2 separate regions of the Homo sapiens genome follow, and region 1 is linked to region 2. The links are chromatin loops, found by intact Hi-C in ENCODE. Cell type or tissue: PC-9. All regions are shown on one strand. Links, peaks and the distances in the headings refer to the core of each region. The heading gives the core; the rest is flanking DNA.

Evidence for each region. Peaks named below come from ENCODE experiments on the same cell type or tissue, not always from the same donor. Only the 100,000 strongest peaks of a DNase experiment are listed, where the experiment ranks them.
Region 1: it touches region 2 in a loop (9-fold over the local background); 2 of 110 quality-filtered maps call a loop at or near these places.

The regions. Positions count from the first base shown.
Region 1 is chr3:13,501,237-13,509,874 of GRCh38, forward strand. It overlaps HDAC11 (histone deacetylase 11), which reads left to right. Exons shown (of 10, transcript NM_024827.4): 7 at 635-697; 8 at 1,648-1,744; 9 at 2,858-3,036; 10 at 3,232-5,180. The coding sequence ends at 3,447. Among named protein-coding and RNA genes, the nearest start is that of HDAC11, 25 kb to the left of the region's middle. In PC-9, for the core only: no CTCF peak of the experiment used is centred there; DNase peaks (open chromatin) are centred at 3,405, 6,425 and 6,655; H3K27ac peaks cover 2,245 bases.
Region 2 is chr3:13,577,277-13,585,914 of GRCh38, forward strand. The region is part of intron 2 of FBLN2 (fibulin 2); the gene reads left to right. Among named protein-coding and RNA genes, the nearest start is that of FBLN2, 32 kb to the left of the region's middle. RefSeq lists enhancers at 1-308, 309-1,062. In PC-9, for the core only: no CTCF peak of the experiment used is centred there; DNase peaks (open chromatin) are centred at 3,145 and 3,545; H3K27ac peaks cover 1,983 bases.

The sequences.
Region 1 (8,638 bases), core at 321-8,320, 76 kb before region 2:
CATGCAAATAGCAGGGGCAGAATTGGCGCTGGCCTCTGGTCTGTGGGGCCCCACAACTCCCCTGCCACTCTGTGCCTGGCCTTGTGCTGGGCATCAGGAACTGACTGACCTGTTCCTATGTGTGCCTGCTCTCATGGGGCACATAGACTGATGGGGGGAAGCAGGCCATTAGGAGAAGGGGGAAGCACAGGAGACCTTCCTGGGGAGGAGGGAATGAAGGCTTCCTGGAAGAGGGGGCATTTAGGACTTGGCCTTGTAGGATAAGGCAGAGGTTGGGGACTGAAGTCCCAGGGCTGTGGGGATTCTCTCCTTAACCCCTACACATTTCCTAGGGAATCTGGGAAAATCCAGGGCCTGAGTGACCCACTTACCTCCTGACCTATGACCCTTCAGGGCACAGGACATGCCCCCTCCTCCAGGGAGCCTTCCCTGACCACCTCCTGCATGCACACATGGAGCCCCACAGCTGGAGCTGCACAGCTCTCCCTGGCAAGTGACATCTTTGCTGGGTGGCCTGATTACCCACAAGCATTAGGCCCCCCTCCCCGCCCCTCGCCAGCCAGCTGGGAGTTGCTGTAGGGCTGGGTCCTCTGTCCGCCCCAGATCCTCATGTCTACCCTCTCCTCCCTGGCAGTTTCTGTTTGAGCGTGTGGAGGGCATCTCCAGGGCTACCATCATTGATCTTGATGCCCATCAGGTGAGTGCCCTGCAGGGGCTGGACTCTTAGGGGACCTGCCACCCCCAGTTCCAGAATCTTCCCGGGGCAGGAGAGTCTCCCTCCTCATGTCCCCACGGCTCTCACGGCTTCTGTCTTCTGTCTCTCGGGCTACAAATGCAGGGTCTGTCTTTGTCACTCTGTCCAGGACAGCGGGTCCTCCTCATTGCTCCCGAGGGTCCTCCCTCCCTCCTCCTGACTGCCCCCACATGAGGCTCTTCCTGAAGCCCACTCTGATGGGACTGCTCTCGTGTGCAGAGCTCTGCTGTGGGTCCCCATTGCTTATGAATAATTTGGGGCACTGCCCCCTGCCCAGAGCTGCTGAGCACTGGCCACCTGCCCCTCAGGCGGATGCCCACACACATGGCTTGGCTCGGGCACCTGGGGTCACCATTTAAGAACTCGGCGCCTAGGGAGTAAAGTGTCAAAGCAGAGGGTTACCTCCTCCTCAGGACCCCTAATGAGGCCAGTGCCTCTGGTCAGACAGGGAGGGGACCCAGTGGGCTCCGGAAGGCACCCCCCTGCACCATTACTGCTGTGGCTTTGTGCTAGTTGGGGCCCTGCCTTGGGTTCTTGCGACCCCGAACTCCTGAGCCAGGTCACATGTGGACAGTCCTTTACAGTTTGCTTTTCACATCCCTGATCCCAACCAGTCCCACCACAGACTTGAGAGGGTGGCAGAGCGGGATTTCTTCCTCTGATAGGGAACCTAAGAGCACTGGGCTTGCTCAAGCCCATGCTAGAAGGTGTCGGGGCCTGGTTTTAAGGTTGAATCCCAGCTCTGCCCCTTAACAGTCATGAGACCTGCTGCCCCCGAGAGCAGGCCGTGCTGCCCTGGCAAATGGGGAGTTTCCTGAGGGGTGGGTGGGTGGCAGAGCCCCAGCCTTGCCTAGGGCACCTACCCGAGAGCGGCTACTGTGACCTCCCCACAGGGCAATGGGCATGAGCGAGACTTCATGGACGACAAGCGTGTGTACATCATGGATGTCTACAACCGCCACATCTACCCAGGGGACCGCTTTGCCAAGCGTAAGCTGCTGCCCCTACCCTCATCTTGGGTGTGTCCTTGTGGATGAGGCTCTCTCCTGAGTGTCTCCTGTCTGCTAGGCCCTGCAGAAGCCACTGCAGTGGTTCATAGCATCCCTGTGAGGTGATCCTTTCCATTTTACAGATGAGGAAACCGAGACCTGGAGAAGTCACTCGACCCACCCAAGATCACATAACCCTTACAATAAACATGCATTTGTCTGGCAAAAAACAGGAAAGAATGAAAGAAAAAAAAGAAAAATAGGATAAATTTGAAAATACGAAATAAGAAATAAATTCACATAGGCTGGGCGCGGTGGCTCACGCCTGTAATCCCAGCACTTTGGGAGGCTGAAGTGGGCGGATCACCTGAGGTCGGGAGTTTGAGACCAGCCTGACCAACATGGAGAAACCCCATCTCTACTAAAAATACAAAATTAGCTGGATGTGGTGGCGCATGCCTGTAATCCCAGCTACTCGGGAGGCTGAGACAGGAGAATTGCTTGAACCTGGGAGGCGGAGGTTTCGGTAAGCCGAGATCGCGCCATTGCACTCCAGCTTGGGCAACAAGAGCGAAACTCCATCTCGAAAGAAAGAAAGAAATTCATGTATAATCGTTAAAATGAAAATGCATTAAACTCATCAATCAAAAGGCAGAGACTCTCAGATGAGATTTAAAAACAGGGCTGCCACCTTTGCAGGTAGGGGACATTTTTGCACCAGTCACGATGAGTCTGGTGTGGATAAGTCAGCAGCTAGTATGGCCCAAGGAACCAATTTCTGAACAGAACCTCACATGTGCTGAGCCTGGGCTTAAGGGCAGGGCAGGGTGTCCATGTGTGTAGGCAAGACCCAGAGGAGGCAGTGAAATCTGACATTGCCGACACAGATCTCCACACCCCCAGGGCAGTGTCTCAGCTTCAGTGCCCCTTCTCTCCTTTGAGTCCCCCTTTTTGCAGCTCTTGGTGCTCTTTTCACCTTAGTTTTGGGTGGAATGAGGCTGAGCAGTGCTGAATCTGACAGACCAGTTTCCAGTCTTGCCTGGTGTCCACAGTCTTGTCCTGAGCCTCAGTTTCCCTTCTCTATAAATTGAGGCCATCCATGTCTCTCTCCCAGAGGCCATCAGGCGGAAGGTGGAGCTGGAGTGGGGCACAGAGGATGATGAGTACCTGGATAAGGTGGAGAGGAACATCAAGAAATCCCTCCAGGAGCACCTGCCCGACGTGGTGGTATACAATGCAGGCACCGACATCCTCGAGGGGGACCGCCTTGGGGGGCTGTCCATCAGCCCAGCGGTACGTCCTGACCCTTGGGGCCACGGGAGGGTCTGCTCTATGGACTCAGCAGCAGCAGGAAAGGTGGGCGGCCTCATGTCAGGGAGGAGATGGACTGAAGCAACAGCAGTTTGGAGCAGGGCTAGCCCTGCAGCAGGACTTCCTGACACCATGGGGGTCTGGCCTGCCTGAGTCACCCTCCTCTTCCCCTAACAGGGCATCGTGAAGCGGGATGAGCTGGTGTTCCGGATGGTCCGTGGCCGCCGGGTGCCCATCCTTATGGTGACCTCAGGCGGGTACCAGAAGCGCACAGCCCGCATCATTGCTGACTCCATACTTAATCTGTTTGGCCTGGGGCTCATTGGGCCTGAGTCACCCAGCGTCTCCGCACAGAACTCAGACACACCGCTGCTTCCCCCTGCAGTGCCCTGACCCTTGCTGCCCTGCCTGTCACGTGGCCCTGCCTATCCGCCCCTTAGTGCTTTTTGTTTTCTAACCTCATGGGGTGGTGGAGGCAGCCTTCAGTGAGCATGGAGGGGCAGGGCCATCCCTGGCTGGGGCCTGGAGCTGGCCCTTCCTCTACTTTTCCCTGCTGGAAGCCAGAAGGGCTTGAGGCCTCTATGGGTGGGGGCAGAAGGCAGAGCCTGTGTCCCAGGGGGACCCACACGAAGTCACCAGCCCATAGGTCCAGGGAGGCAGGCAGTTAACTGAGAATTGGAGAGGACAGGCTAGGTCCCAGGCACAGCGAGGGCCCTGGGCTTGGGGTGTTCTGGTTTTGAGAACGGCAGACCCAGGTCGGAGTGAGGAAGCTTCCACCTCCATCCTGACTAGGCCTGCATCCTAACTGGGCCTCCCTCCCTCCCCTTGGTCATGGGATTTGCTGCCCTCTTTGCCCCAGAGCTGAAGAGCTATAGGCACTGGTGTGGATGGCCCAGGAGGTGCTGGAGCTAGGTCTCCAGGTGGGCCTGGTTCCCAGGCAGCAGGTGGGAACCCTGGGCCTGGATGTGAGGGGCGGTCAGGAAGGGGTACAGGTGGGTTCCCTCATCTGGAGTTCCCCCTCAATAAAGCAAGGTCTGGACCTGCCTTCCCAGGCCCTTCTGTGGGGGTGAAGGTGGGGAAGGCCTGCGGCGCCCAGATCACTGCCTTAGCAGTAGTCTTGCCTGTTCAGTGCAAGGGGCAGGTTTTGGGGGGAGGAATTCTTAGCGCAAGGACGGGCCTCAGCCCTGTCGCCTCCAGGGGGCCGCTGACCCAGGTGGGGAGAGGGCAGAAGAAGGGTGGGGGACGTGGGCAGGCCAGGCTCACAGGTGGAAATCAGGGATGCAGGGTGGTGCCCAAGCCAGGTCCTGCAGGAACCCAGGCCCAGGGAGGGACCCAGACACTGGTGAGGCGGGGCAGGGGTTCCTGGAGAGAGGGCAGCGAGGATCTCTATCCTGGCCTGGGGATTATGAACATAGGTAGCCGGGGCAGGGCCCTGGGTGGGACTGTGGCCTCCACTGGCCTCACCAAAGTGCCTGGGCCCCAATCCTTCTCCATGCCCAGGGGCCCCAGGTGGGCCAGACCTCTGGCCTGTTCCTCAGCCCTACTCATGGGGACATTCAGGGACCTCCAGGAAGTGGGCGGGGGAGCATCCACCCCTGCTAGCCGGCAGCTGTGGCCCTGATCAAATCAGGGGCTGGGGAGGGAAAGTGGGTCCATTGAGGTGGCCCTGCTCCATCAGCCCCCTACGGGACTTGTGTTCATTACAGTGAGGGGGTGCTCCCACTGTCTCCCGGCCTCCCTAATGCTCCCTCTGCTGCAGGGAGAAGGGTTCCAAGATCACAAAATGTCAACAATGCTGGCCTCCTGGACCAGACCCCGAGGCTCTAACAATGCACTCTGAGATCCCTACCCTTGCCGTTGGTCTCTGTCGCTGACTCGAGGCACCTAACATCCATTCACACCCAACACAGGCCAGCGACTTCTGGGGCTCAGCCACAGACATGGTTTGTCACTGTTGAGCTTCTGTTCCTAGAGAATCCTAGAGGCTTGATTGGCCCAGGCTGCTGTGTGTGCTGGAGGCAAAGAATCCCTACCTCCTAGGGGTGAAAGGAAATGAAAATGGAAAGTTCTTGTAGCGCAAGGCCTGACATGGGTAGCTGCTCAATAAATGCTAGTGTGTTATTTCATCTTCTGAGTCCTGTGGAGTTGGTAATGATTCCCATTTCACAGATGAGGAAACTGAGGCTTGGCAGGGGTGAGAAATTTGCCCCAGGCCACACCTCCCAGCAGATCTCAACAGTGGTAGAGCCAGGCTTGAATCCAGCTCTGCCAGATCCCAAAGTAAAAGTTCTCAGCTGCCTCACACTTGGCAGGGGGGTGGGGTGGGGGTGGGGGGTTACTCTGGACAGAGAAGGGTCTAGGATCCCAGGGTGATAAGGTCACTGGGCTGGGGTCTGGGACAGCCTGGGAATGGGTGGGCAGGCACAGCTGGGCTGTGATGGTGGCTCTGCTGCACAGTGGGAGGGGGCCCTGGCAGGGCAGTGGGTGGATGGGGTGTCTTCCAGGCCTGGGGTGCTTTTGGAGCGCTTATGGGGATGGGCTGCCCCGAGATGAGGCTGGGCTGGGGTGGGGTATCCAGGCAGGGGGAAAGGCAGAGCCTTGGCCGGGCAGAGTGACCAGAGCATCCCCAGTATCAGTGGCACAGCCTGGATGGGGGGCAGGGTGGCCCCTTGAGGTTCAGACAGGGTGTCAGGGAAAAGGACATGGGGTAGCAGGCAGGGGTCCCGATTGGCCCTGTGCTGGGTGGGAGGAGACTGATAAAGGCTGATGCTGACCAGGTGGTACTAAGGGCCAGGCCCTATCCAGACTCTAGCTGGGAACTGCATATGGAACTTCATGGCACTCTGAGGTGAGAACTGTTTCCATGCCTACTTCACAGATGTAGAAGCAGAGGCAGGAAAGGGGTTAGTTATTTGCTGAGCACCGCAGCCCCTAAGTGGAGGAGTGAGGACTGGAGCCCAGGCCCCAGCTCCAGAACCTGTGAGCTGTTTCTTCCTTAAAGATGCTCGTGGAAGAGGTTGTCCTGGGAATAAGAGCCTCAGTACCTGGAAGGCACTCAGGACACTGGGTGGCTTTCTGCTGCTCCCAGTAACTGTCAGGGTGAGGGGGAGGAATGTCCTGTAGGTCAGGCGGAAGAACTGAGGCCAGATGAAGTGTTTGGACCTGTTTGCAGGATCTGTGCATTTTGCTGTATGTAAATTACACCACAAGTTACATCAATCCCAGTGGAGCAGGTCAGCTTCATGAAGTGGCTGAGAGGTGGCACAGCAGCCCTGACGCCCCAGTGGCTGCTGGCAGCCCTGGATAAGAGCAGGGACAGGCTGAGGACGACTGGCCATCAGACTCATGATCTGGGGAGACCTTGGGAGGCATGACCTTGCACCATGCCTGGCCAGTGAGCCAGCTGAGGCTTGGGGAGAGGGATTTCATCTTGGGAGACACAGCTCTGTTCTCTACGGGACAGACGCAGGGAGGTTCCAGCAGGAAGCAGCAGTGCCCGGCTGTAACCTGGCCCCTGCCCGGAACCCACCCCTCCAGGCTAGGCTAATAGGGCCCCAGCGGGGGCGGGGGCAGAGGCAGGCATGACCATCCCCACTCTGCTGCCTCAGGCATAAACAAAGGCGGTTGCTGGCACGGGGCCCCTCCCTGCCTAGCGGGACTCCTGGGCAGACCTAAAGGAAGACTTTTATGATGCCTCCCTGGCTGCTCAGCCAAACATTTGGGGTTTAGGGCCAGGAACTCCTCCAGGGCAGCCTGCCCTTGAGTTGGTTTCATTCAGCTTAGCCAGCACTGGCTGGGGACACCTTGCTCAGGCCCAGGGCCAACGCGTGAGGCTCTGCACCACTCTGGAAGTGACGCCGTCACGTGATTGCTAGGGAGGCCCAGGGAGCGGACGCGTGGGCTCCAGTCCCTCCGGCCTGGCTCTGAGTCCTGCCTCCTCCCCTCGATAGCTGTGTGCCTTAGTTTACTCATCTGCAAAATGGGGATGATAGCACCTACCTCCTAGGTGTTGGAGAATTAAATGAGTGAATGTTTGTGAAGGGCTTAAAGCAAGAGTAAACACTCAATTAAGCATGCTTGATTGTGGCTGTCGGCACTCATCATCACCATCATCACCACCACCATGTTACTGATGGGAAACAAACTCAGAGAGGTGAAATGGCTTGCCGAAGACTGCAGAGTTGGGCAATGGCAAAGCCAGGGAATGCACCCACATCCATCCGACTCCAACACTAGTGCCCTTTCCCCATGGCCAGGCCCTCTGGCAAACAGTGTCTTGGTGAGCATGGCATCTTGCACACTGCCTGGACTTCCACGCCCTTCCCCAGCTCATAGTCTTACCAGCAACCCCGGGAGAGGCAGGCCTCAGCACCCTTGTTGTCCAGATGAGACAGAGACCCGGATGGGAAAGGCAGTCCCACGGCCCCTCAGCGGTGGTGGCAGGGCCTGGTGGAGGGAAGTGTGGCACCTGTGGGTACATTGCTGTCTACTCAGGCTGGGGCCCGCAGAGACGGGTGCTCCCACATCCTACCCTGGAAATGCTGTTCAGCTGGAAAACATACACTGGGCTTTCTAAAGGGCCATTGGCTTTCAGCTTGAACTTTCAAAGTACAAAGTGAATTAAAAAATAGTCATAAAACAGCAGGCAGCTGAGAAATGCATCATGGATTGGCGTGTGCAGCTGGGGCTAGGGCCCTGGAGAGTACCTGTTCCACCTGCCTGTTCCACCTGCAGAGGCCCAGCCTCGGCACTGCAGCTGGACAGGGTGTGTGGGGGTGGACGAGAAGGGAGGTATCCTTTGAGGAGGCCTGCTCACCCTGGCTCAGTGCTGGCTGTCAGCGTTGTCGATTTGTGGATGGGGAAGGTGAGGCCCAGGGAGGGCTTGAAGGAGCCTGGCACCCCCTGGCAAGCAAACCAGAACCCCGGCCTCCTCCCCTCCTCACCTGGTAGCCTCCTTGCGGGGGGTGGCTGTGGTGAGCATGTGCCATGTGCCAGGCCACATGTGTGAGAGGATTGCAGAGGCCCGTGCACGGCGAGGCCCATGCCACTCTCTGCGTGCCTGGTCCTTGTTTATCCTCACAGCAGCCTCCCTGTGCAGGGTCCTGGAGCTCCATTGTCCAGGCTGGAACACCAAGGCTTAGAGGGGCCTGCAGGCCCTCGCCCATGGCCACACACGGTGGAGTGGCAGAGTGGCCAGTCTTCACCACCACCCCGGGTGTTGACCTCTGAACTCCCTGATTTTATTAGGGCTGAGGCACTGTGGACAGGGCGGGTAAAAGCCAGGACCTCAGCTCAGGGTGACCTCAGCTCAGGGTGGAGAGTGGCCTCCAGAGAAAGAATGCAGCTCTGTAGTTGCCCAGCCAGGGTTTCAGTCCTGCCTCTGCTGTATACCTGCGCTGTGGCCCCGGGCTGAGCCTCATTGCCTCCTCTATAGAGGACTCTGGTAAACAGTGGGAATGAGGCTGGCATACAGCAGGTGCATAATACATGTGACACTGGCCAGGGGCTTCTTTACCCTCTTCTGTTCTCATCACCTCTTTGACTCAGCAACAGGGCAAAGTCCTGTTTCCATCTCTGGTTTAGG
Region 2 (8,638 bases), core at 374-8,373:
CCTCCCTGGGGCGGTGACCCGAGCAGAGAGCTGAAAGGGGAGGAGCGAGCCACGCGTGCACCTGAAAGAGGGAGCGGCGAGTGCAAAGGCCCCAGGGCAGGAAGGTGCCTGGACAGGAGGCCAGTGGAGCCGAGATAAGTGGGGGAGAGGGAGGGGGATAGGAGATCTGGGAGGTCACTGGGGCAGGCTGTCCAGGGCCTGTGGCCACCATGAGGACTTTGGCTTCTACTCTGAGGTGAGAGCTACAGCAGGGTGTTGAACAAAGGGGTGACACTGGCCAACTTATGTGTTAACAGGATCCCTGGCTAGGAGGAGTGGCAGAGTTGGTACAGGGCCCTCACAAGGAGCTCCCAAAAGGGAACACATCCTCTCTGTTGTCAGTACAGAGACCCAGAGCACAGCTGTGCATAGAGGCTCTGCTGGAGAGAATGGGAGCAGGTGGCTGCCCCAGGTCCACAGAGCTCCGTGGCTGGACAGGTGCCCTGCATTTGCTGCAGTCCCCTCCAGGCCAGCTCCCCAGGTCTCATTGCCACCAGCCCGGGGGCAGCTGGGTTCAGGCCCTCTGCTCAGGGGCATCTGTCAGAAACAGCAAGTTTCACCCTGTGGCAACCTGGAGATACTCTGCATGGACATCCCATTTCATGGAAGAGAAAACTGTCATCTTGGGGCTGTAGCAGGGGGCCCCAGTCTCCCAGTGGAGGAGGAGGGCTTGTGGTTCCCATGGGGGACCTAGAGGTACAAGTGGGTCTGGGTGGCTGGTAGCTGGGTGCTCCCTGTGTTTGCCTGCCTGGGCAAAATGCGTGCATTTCACAGCCGGACCCAACCCATCTTGAGGGTCTGGGGCCAAGGCTAGGCCTGCGGTGGGTTTCTTTAATTTTAAAAACTAACTCTGTTAGTTTATGCAAATAAAACCACTTTATTGAGATATTATTTGCATGTCATAAAGTCCCCACTTTGAGGGAGCAGAATCTAGTGGGTTTTAGTAGATTTGGAGTTGTGCAGACATCCCCAGAATCTAATCTCAGAGCATTGTCATCACTCCAGAAAGACACCCACATCTGTAGCAGTCACTTTCCATTCCCTCTTTCTCCCAGTCCCCGGTAGCCAGGAATCTTCCTTCTGAGTCTATGGATTTGCATATTCTGGATATCCCTGGACTCTCTGGGAATCATGCACTATGTGGTTTCTAGTGTGTGACTCTTTCACTTAGCACGATGTTTTCAGGGTCCATTTCATGTGGTAGCATGTGTCATTAATTCCTTTTCATGGTTGAATAATGTTGTATGAATATACCACATTTCAAAAATCTGTTCATCTGTTGATGGACATTATTCTTCCAGCTTTTCAGTATTATGAGTAATGCAGCTATATATATTCATGTGTAAGTTTATTATATGGACACATGTTTTCATTCATCTTGGGAACATATCTAGGAGTGGCATTGCTGGGCCACATGGTAACTCTGTGTTTAACCCTTAGAAGAACTACCAGCCTGAGGCCGGGTGTGGTGGCTCACGCCTGTAATCCCAGCACTTTGGGAGGCTGAGGCAGACAGATCTCCTGAGGTCGGGAGTTCAAGACCAGCCTGACCAACATGGAGAAACCCCGTTTCTACTAAAAATAAAAAAATTAGCCGGGTGTGGTGGTGCATGCCTATAATCCCAGCTGCTTGGGAGGTTGAGGCAGGAGAATCGCTTGAACCTAGGAGGCGGAGGTTGTGGTGAGCCACGATCACGCCTTTGCACTCCAGCCTGGGCAGCAAGAGTGAAACTCCGTCTCAAAAAAAAGAGAACTATCAGACTGTTTTCCAGAGCGACTGCACCATTTTACATTCCCACCGGCAGTGCACAAGGGTTCCAGTTTCTTCACATCCTCACCAGTTGTTATAGCCATCCTAGTGTGTATGAAATAGCATCTCATCGTGGTTTAGATTGCAATTCCCTGATGACTAATGATGCTGAGCATGTGTTCATGAGATTGCTCTAGAAACTTCTAGAATACGCAAGCACACATCCCATTAGCCTCAAAGTGATGACATCATCACACTGTCATGTAGTCTCCAGAGAAGTCCACTATACACTGCACTGGGGGAGAGTGTATGAAGAAGGCAACCAATGTCCTAATGTTATGACAAACATAATTTTGACCTTATGGATCCCTGAAAGGGTCTTGGAGACCCTATAGGGCCAGGACCACACTTGAGAACCACTGGTCAGTGCAACTACAAGCATGTAGGTGCGTGCACGTATTTTCACAAGCACTAACATAGGACGCACAGCGTTCTGTTCTATGCCTTTTTCAAATAACAATGGATCTTGGAGCTTTTCCCTGTCACTGCATGGAAAGTCCCCTTTCTGTGTTTGATGGCCGTGGTGCCCCACAGCATGCAAACCCCATCTTTGATTTACCGGTTCCCTTACTGATGGATATTCAGGTTGGTTCCAGTCTTTTGCTCTTAAAAAGCGATGCTGCTGTGAGCATCTCTACACCATGCCCCAGTGTGGAATTGTGAGGTCGATGTGTCTGTGCTTTTTTTCTTTGTACGCTGTTCATTGACACATAACCACTAGAACCTGTCAGAAGCACACAACTCAAATGAATTTTCCCAAGTGAACACACCTGTGAAGCTGACCCTCAGCTCATGAGACAAGAGCCGGCCCTAGGAAGCCTCCTTTGTGCCCCTCCTAGGAAACCACCTCTCTTGACTTCTAATGGCAGAGGTTAGTTTTCCTGCTCTTAAACTTTTATAAATGAATGACCGTGCCATTGCGTGTATCGGGAGGGGGTCTTTTTGATTGTTGCATAGTGTTCCGTTGCAGGGATCGACCCTGCCTAGCTTGTTGTTCCCCGGCTGGGGGCATTGGGGTTGTTTCCAGTGGAGGCCATGAGCTTTCTCTGCCAGGCTTCTGGTCCTTATGCCTGTGCATTTCAGTTGAGAGGTGCTGGCTGGCTCAGCTCTAGGAGATATGGATGTAATTTTTTTTTATATGGACGTATTTTTATAGCCCTGGTAGACGTTGTTCACTTGTTCGCCCTGGAGGGTGTACTGGATTTTACTTACACCTGCAGTCATGAGAATGTCTCTTTCCTCGTTCTATTCATGCGACAAATATTTATTGAGTGCCTCTCTCACCATTGCAGGAGCCGGGGAGACAGGGTGAGCAAAACAGACAAGACTGGAGCTGCCAGTCGTGGGGTGGGGATTCACACAGTCAACAAAATGAACATCTGAAATCTGGCACGTTAGATGGTGAAAGTGCTAAAGAGGAAATTAAGCAGGTTCTGGACTTTGCCAGTCTGAGAGGTGGGGAGCAGCCTCTCCTGGTGGTTTTAGTTTGTGTGTGCGTAGCTCTCCACCCACCTCGTCTGATGGTTCCCCAGTGAGTCTCACTGGTCACACTCCCACCAACACTGCTGTGGGGTGGCCTTCCTGCCATTCTCGCTAAACCAATGTTAGTCTTTCCTCCTTGGACACACCTCGGCCATGTATAAATTACCCATTGTCACAGGAATGCAAGTGAGGCAACCACAGCTCCTCCGTAGCGCACACAGTGCACATTTATTATTGCTCCCAAGTCCACGGGCCAGTTGGGCAGTCCTGCTAACCTGGCCAGGCGTGGCTGACACCTGCTGGGCCTGAACGTGTGTCTGTGGTCACCTGGCAGCTCAGCTGGTCCGGGATGGCCTCAGCCAGGATGGCTCATGTCTGTGCCACGTGGTCTCCAGCTGGTTAGCTCTGGCGTGTTCTCATTGTGGAAACAGAGGTCCAAGAGAAAGATTAGAAACACACAGGTGTTTAATTTAGGATCTTGAAGATGGAGAGCACTCCTTCAATGATTAAGATAGACTTGAGATGGAGATTGAGATTTTATTACTTCCTGGGGGATACGTGGTGCACCTGGGGGCCACACACACGCGGGGAAGTCAGGGGCGGCAGGTGGGGGGTGGGGGGGAGGTGTGGGCCTGGGGCACTGGCTTTCACTGGGGTCCAGGATGGGGAACATGAAAGTCCGGTAGTGGTTGGGCACTTTAAAGCAAGCAGGCCTGAGATTTGAAACAAACCAATGCAAAGTCCTTTCCTGGACGGAGGTGTTATTTTGGAATCCTGCTGGCCTGGAGGTCAGGTGTGGGTTTGGGGAAGGAGCTCTCTGGGCTGAAGTAGAGGAAAGACAGCAGGAATTTATCATCTAAGTTAGGTGGCCAATCAGACGTGGAGGCTGAGGTAGTATGCGTGCCGTAAACCTCAACACCCACAGACTCTTGCACCTGGGCTCCGAACTAGCAGGGCCGCTGCTTTTGCCACATTGTGTTGGCAGCCAGTCAAGAGGCCAGCCCAGGGTCAAGGCTCCTGGCCACGAGAGTCACTGCAGAGTCCTGCTGCCATGGTGGGGATTAAGGAGGGGGAGAATGCAGGCGGTCAGTTCAGTGGGTGCCCCCGTGCCTGACCACCAAGCCCCAGACCCCGTGCCAGTGCTTCACGTGCCTCCTCTCATTTAGTTCCCATAGTGACCCTACAGCAAAGGGATTACGAGTCCCTTCCCACCGTGGTGTCAACCTGTGCCTGGCCATGGCCTAGGGCGAGGAAGTGTTGAGCCCAGCTCTGAACCCAGATCTGTTGACATAAAAGGCATCTCTGTGTTTTCTGCTTGGGTCCTGGCACAGGGCTCCCCAGGTTAGAGGCTGGCTCGACCCTTCACTAGCTGTGTGACCTCAGGCAAATTGCTTAACTGTCCTGGGCCTCAAGATTTCTCATCTGTAAAAGGGGCTTACTGTTGGCTTCCTCCCAGAGCTGTGTTCTCAATGGGAAGAAAGCCTGCAGTGGACACCAGGTGCAGGGGAGGCCTGCCACAGAGCAGAGCTCCACTCATGGCTGGCGTCCCGGATGCTGTGGTTCCAAGTCCTGAGGCCCTGCTGAGAGGGTGGCGGCCTTCGAGCCCTGGGCTGCATCCTGTTCACGCACCCAGGCCAAGGCAGCAGATGCGGCTTTCCTGAGGCTGAACCATGCCTAGGAGTCCTTGGCCTCCTGAGCCTTCCAGAATCCTGGGGGCCTCAGTGAGCTGGAGTTCAGGATCTGTGCTGCGAGTTTCCCTGCGGGCAATGTCGGCATCCTCTACCTGCCAGCACCTCCTCGAGGCTAGGCCAGGCTGTGGGCCTCTAGGACCTCTGGCCTGCAGCATCCGGGGCTTTGAGGTGAAGCTTCTGGTTGAGATCAGAATTGTGTGGGCTGGGGCTCTGGTGGGACCTCCACCCCCTTGTCCACTCCTCGGCCTCCATGCTGGGAAAGTGGGCTTGGGGCCAAGTTGCAGTGAGATTGAGCCTGCTTTGGCCCTCAGAGAGTGAATTCCTGCCTCTGCCGCTCGTGGCTGTGTGACCTCAGGCAAGCGACTCACCCTCTCTGAGCCTCAGTTTCTGCATCTGTACAATGGGGCGGTCCTGTTAGTCTCAGGATTACTGAGAGGAGCAGGCGGGCTAACGGCAGCCAGCACAGAGTGCTGCTCCGGGCCACGGGCTGCTTGCCTCATCCTGCCAGAGGTTCTGCAGGAACTGGGGTGGCGGGGGAGGGATGAGAAGAGGGCTTTGTGTTCTTGTTTCTTCAAACAGATGTAGATGTGTATCTTCTGGTGGCCAGAAGTTGTCCCCTCTGGCAAAAGAGCAGAGGAGCCAGGCCTGGCAGGGTTGGGCAGGGGCCGTTCCGCTGCTATGTTTGCCACTCCAGCTGCCTCCAGATGTGCAGCAGCGTGTTCCTCACTGGCTGTCTCCCTCCCATGCTGCACTCTTGTTTCGGCCCCTGCCAACTGCGTCAGCAAACGCGCGAGCTGCGAGACCCCTCCTTCAGCCATACTGCCTGGCTGCAAGGCTGGCTTCCCACAGACAAGGGGAGGGGCACCCTCCTCTACTGAGTCTGCATGCGGGGCCCTCTTTGCCACCCTCACAGGTCACCCTGCATCAGTGGAGCATTTATTATGTGCCAGGCACTGTGTTAATCACTGGACGCGTATCAGTCCATTATGTGTCGTGACCCCGTGAGGGGATGTCATCATTATGTCCATTTTGTAGACGAGGTGACTGAGGCCCAGGCAGGTTAAGTGAATTGTCCATGGTTCCTGAAACCAGTGAAGTAGACGTTTGCCAACCCCTGACTTGGCCCCCTGCACCGGGCACTTCCACCTCCTGCCTGCTGACTCCCTGAGTTTGCCTGGCTGCCCAGTGTGAGCAGGCATTTCCCTGTTGTGGGCAGACTGAGGCTTCAGGACTGTCTGGATGGCTGGCCCTCAAGGGGCAAAGCTGAGCCCAGGGCAAGCTGGCAGGCCTCAGGCTCTGCACTCGCCCCCCTGCCCCAACCCCTCAGGCCTCTCCCTGGTACCTTCCTGGTCAAGGTCTAGGCCGGTGGACCTGGTGGGACTGTGGTTCCAAGTATAGTCAAGGGCCACATAAGGACGTTTTGGTCAGTGATAGACCCCATATATAAAGGTGGGATTAGCAGGTAGGCAAGCCTGCCTGGCACAGAGGGCCCAGAACCTGGGGGTGGAGGAGTAGGGAGAGAGGGAGTGAGAGGCTTTCTCTCCTGCTTCCAGCCCCGTCCTCTAGCCTGCCCCCCTCACCTTTTGGGTGCCAGAGATTCAGCAGGAACCACAAAGGTGAAGACCCTTAGGGATGAGGGTCCCTGCTGTTAACTCCAGCGACTGTGGCCAGCTGGCCTTTAGAATGCATGCAATGGAGAAGCAGCACTAGAAGTCTGGGAGTGAAACAGCTTGTTGGAAAGTGGGGGCCGTGGGGACCAGAGACTGTACCTAGAACACAAGGGCAGTCGCTCCTGCTGTTGCCCTGGGGCCGTGGAGGCCTGGCATGGTCCAAGATTTTGGATTTTCTACAAGAAGCCTGGGATCTGGAACTTCATATGACAGCTCCCAATTTGTAAATATTAGCAATTCGTTCACATATTTTTAAAGCACCCACAAAGTACACTACAGGCACCTGCTTGCTGCCATAGCTTGGACTCTCCCTCTGCCACCCCTCCTGACACCACTAGGATGACACAGAGGTCCAGTGCTGGGTGAGGAGCTGGCTGAGAGCTCTGCAGGTGCAGAGGATGGGGGCCCAGGAGCCCTGACTCCAACCCAGGCTCTCTCTGCCCAGACCTCCCATCCCAGCTGAGTCAGAGCTGGTGGGATCAGTGTCATGGTGAGGCTACATGGAGGGCTGAGGGCAGGGACCTGCAGGTTACTGTGCAGTACCTGGACCAGCAACAGTGGGAGCTCCACCCCTGGCCTGCAGGGGAGACTGGTGAGAGCCGAGGCTCCAGGGAGTAGCCGTGGCCATAGGTAGAGGCAACTGTGCCTGTATGGGGACCCCAGGATGCCACCCTCCAGGCCAGCCTCCCTCAAGAAAGAGCAGGGCTGACGGGTGGAAGGTGGGTCTAGGGCAGATAGGGAGTGGGCAGTAGGCTTTGGGGAGGATGGCCGTGCGGGTATGGTGGTTGGGAATCAGGGACTGTCCGCAATGCCACCACACAGGCATGGGCGTGAGATGAGCAGCCTCAAGCTCATCTCTGTGTGCTCCTCACATGCTCACACGGGAGGAGTTAGAGTGAGCTCAGATGCCCAGGTAGAGATGCCATGTTGGCGGTGGGAACTTGAGCATGGAGCTCAGGGCACAGGTCTAAGCTAGAGGTGGAAGCTGATCAGAGAATGGCTGTGCTTCTGTCCCTTCCCCACCAAGCTGGCCCACCTGGCAGTTGGGGCTGGGTTGGTGGTGGGTGAGTGATGGAGGACGACCTCACAATTCCTCATCTGTCACCGTGTGGCCCCTGGAGCCTGGATGCAGGAGCAGGGAGGCCAAGGGTCTTGCCAGAGGTTGCTTGGCTGGTGGGGGCATGGCTGGGCTTTGAGTGGAGCTCTCTGGCTTCCTGGCTTTGTGCCTCACACCCCCCACCAGCCGTGGCCATCAGGATAGAAGTGTTTCCTGCTTGGCGTGAGGCTGGTGAGCGTGTTACCCTGACCTCTCCTAGGCACCTTTGATCAGTGCTGATTGCTTCACTTTGAGTGTGCAGAGTGGCCAGTTATTCTGCAGGAGCAACTAGACAGAGGAAGGATGTATTTTAGTGGGGGGTGTGCATGGGGGAATCAGATCAATCAGTGCCTGGTCAAGTTCTAGGAAGGCGGGCCTGGTGGTACAGTCAAGCGCTGCATAATGACATTTCCATCAATGATATACTCTATATGTGATGGTCCCATACGATTATGGTGAAGCTGAAGGAGCTGAAAAATGCCTTTTGCCTAGTGACAGCGTAGCCATTACTCGTGTTTGTGGTGATGCTGGTATAAGCAAACCTACCGCACTGCCAGTAATACAAAAGCCTAGCACATGGGCTGGGCGTGGTGGCTTATGCCTGTAATCCCAGCACTTTGGGAGGCCAAGGCAGGAGAATCGCTTGAACCCAGGAGGCGGAGGTTGCAATGAGCCAAGATCGCACCATTGCACTCCAGCCTGGGCAACAAGAGTGAAACTCTGTCTCAAAAAAGCAAAACAAAACAAAACAAAAAGCCTAGCACGTGTAGTTAGTTACAGTGCATCATACTTGATAATGAATGTCTGTGTTACCAGTTTATGTATTTACTATGTTTTTGTTGTTATTTTG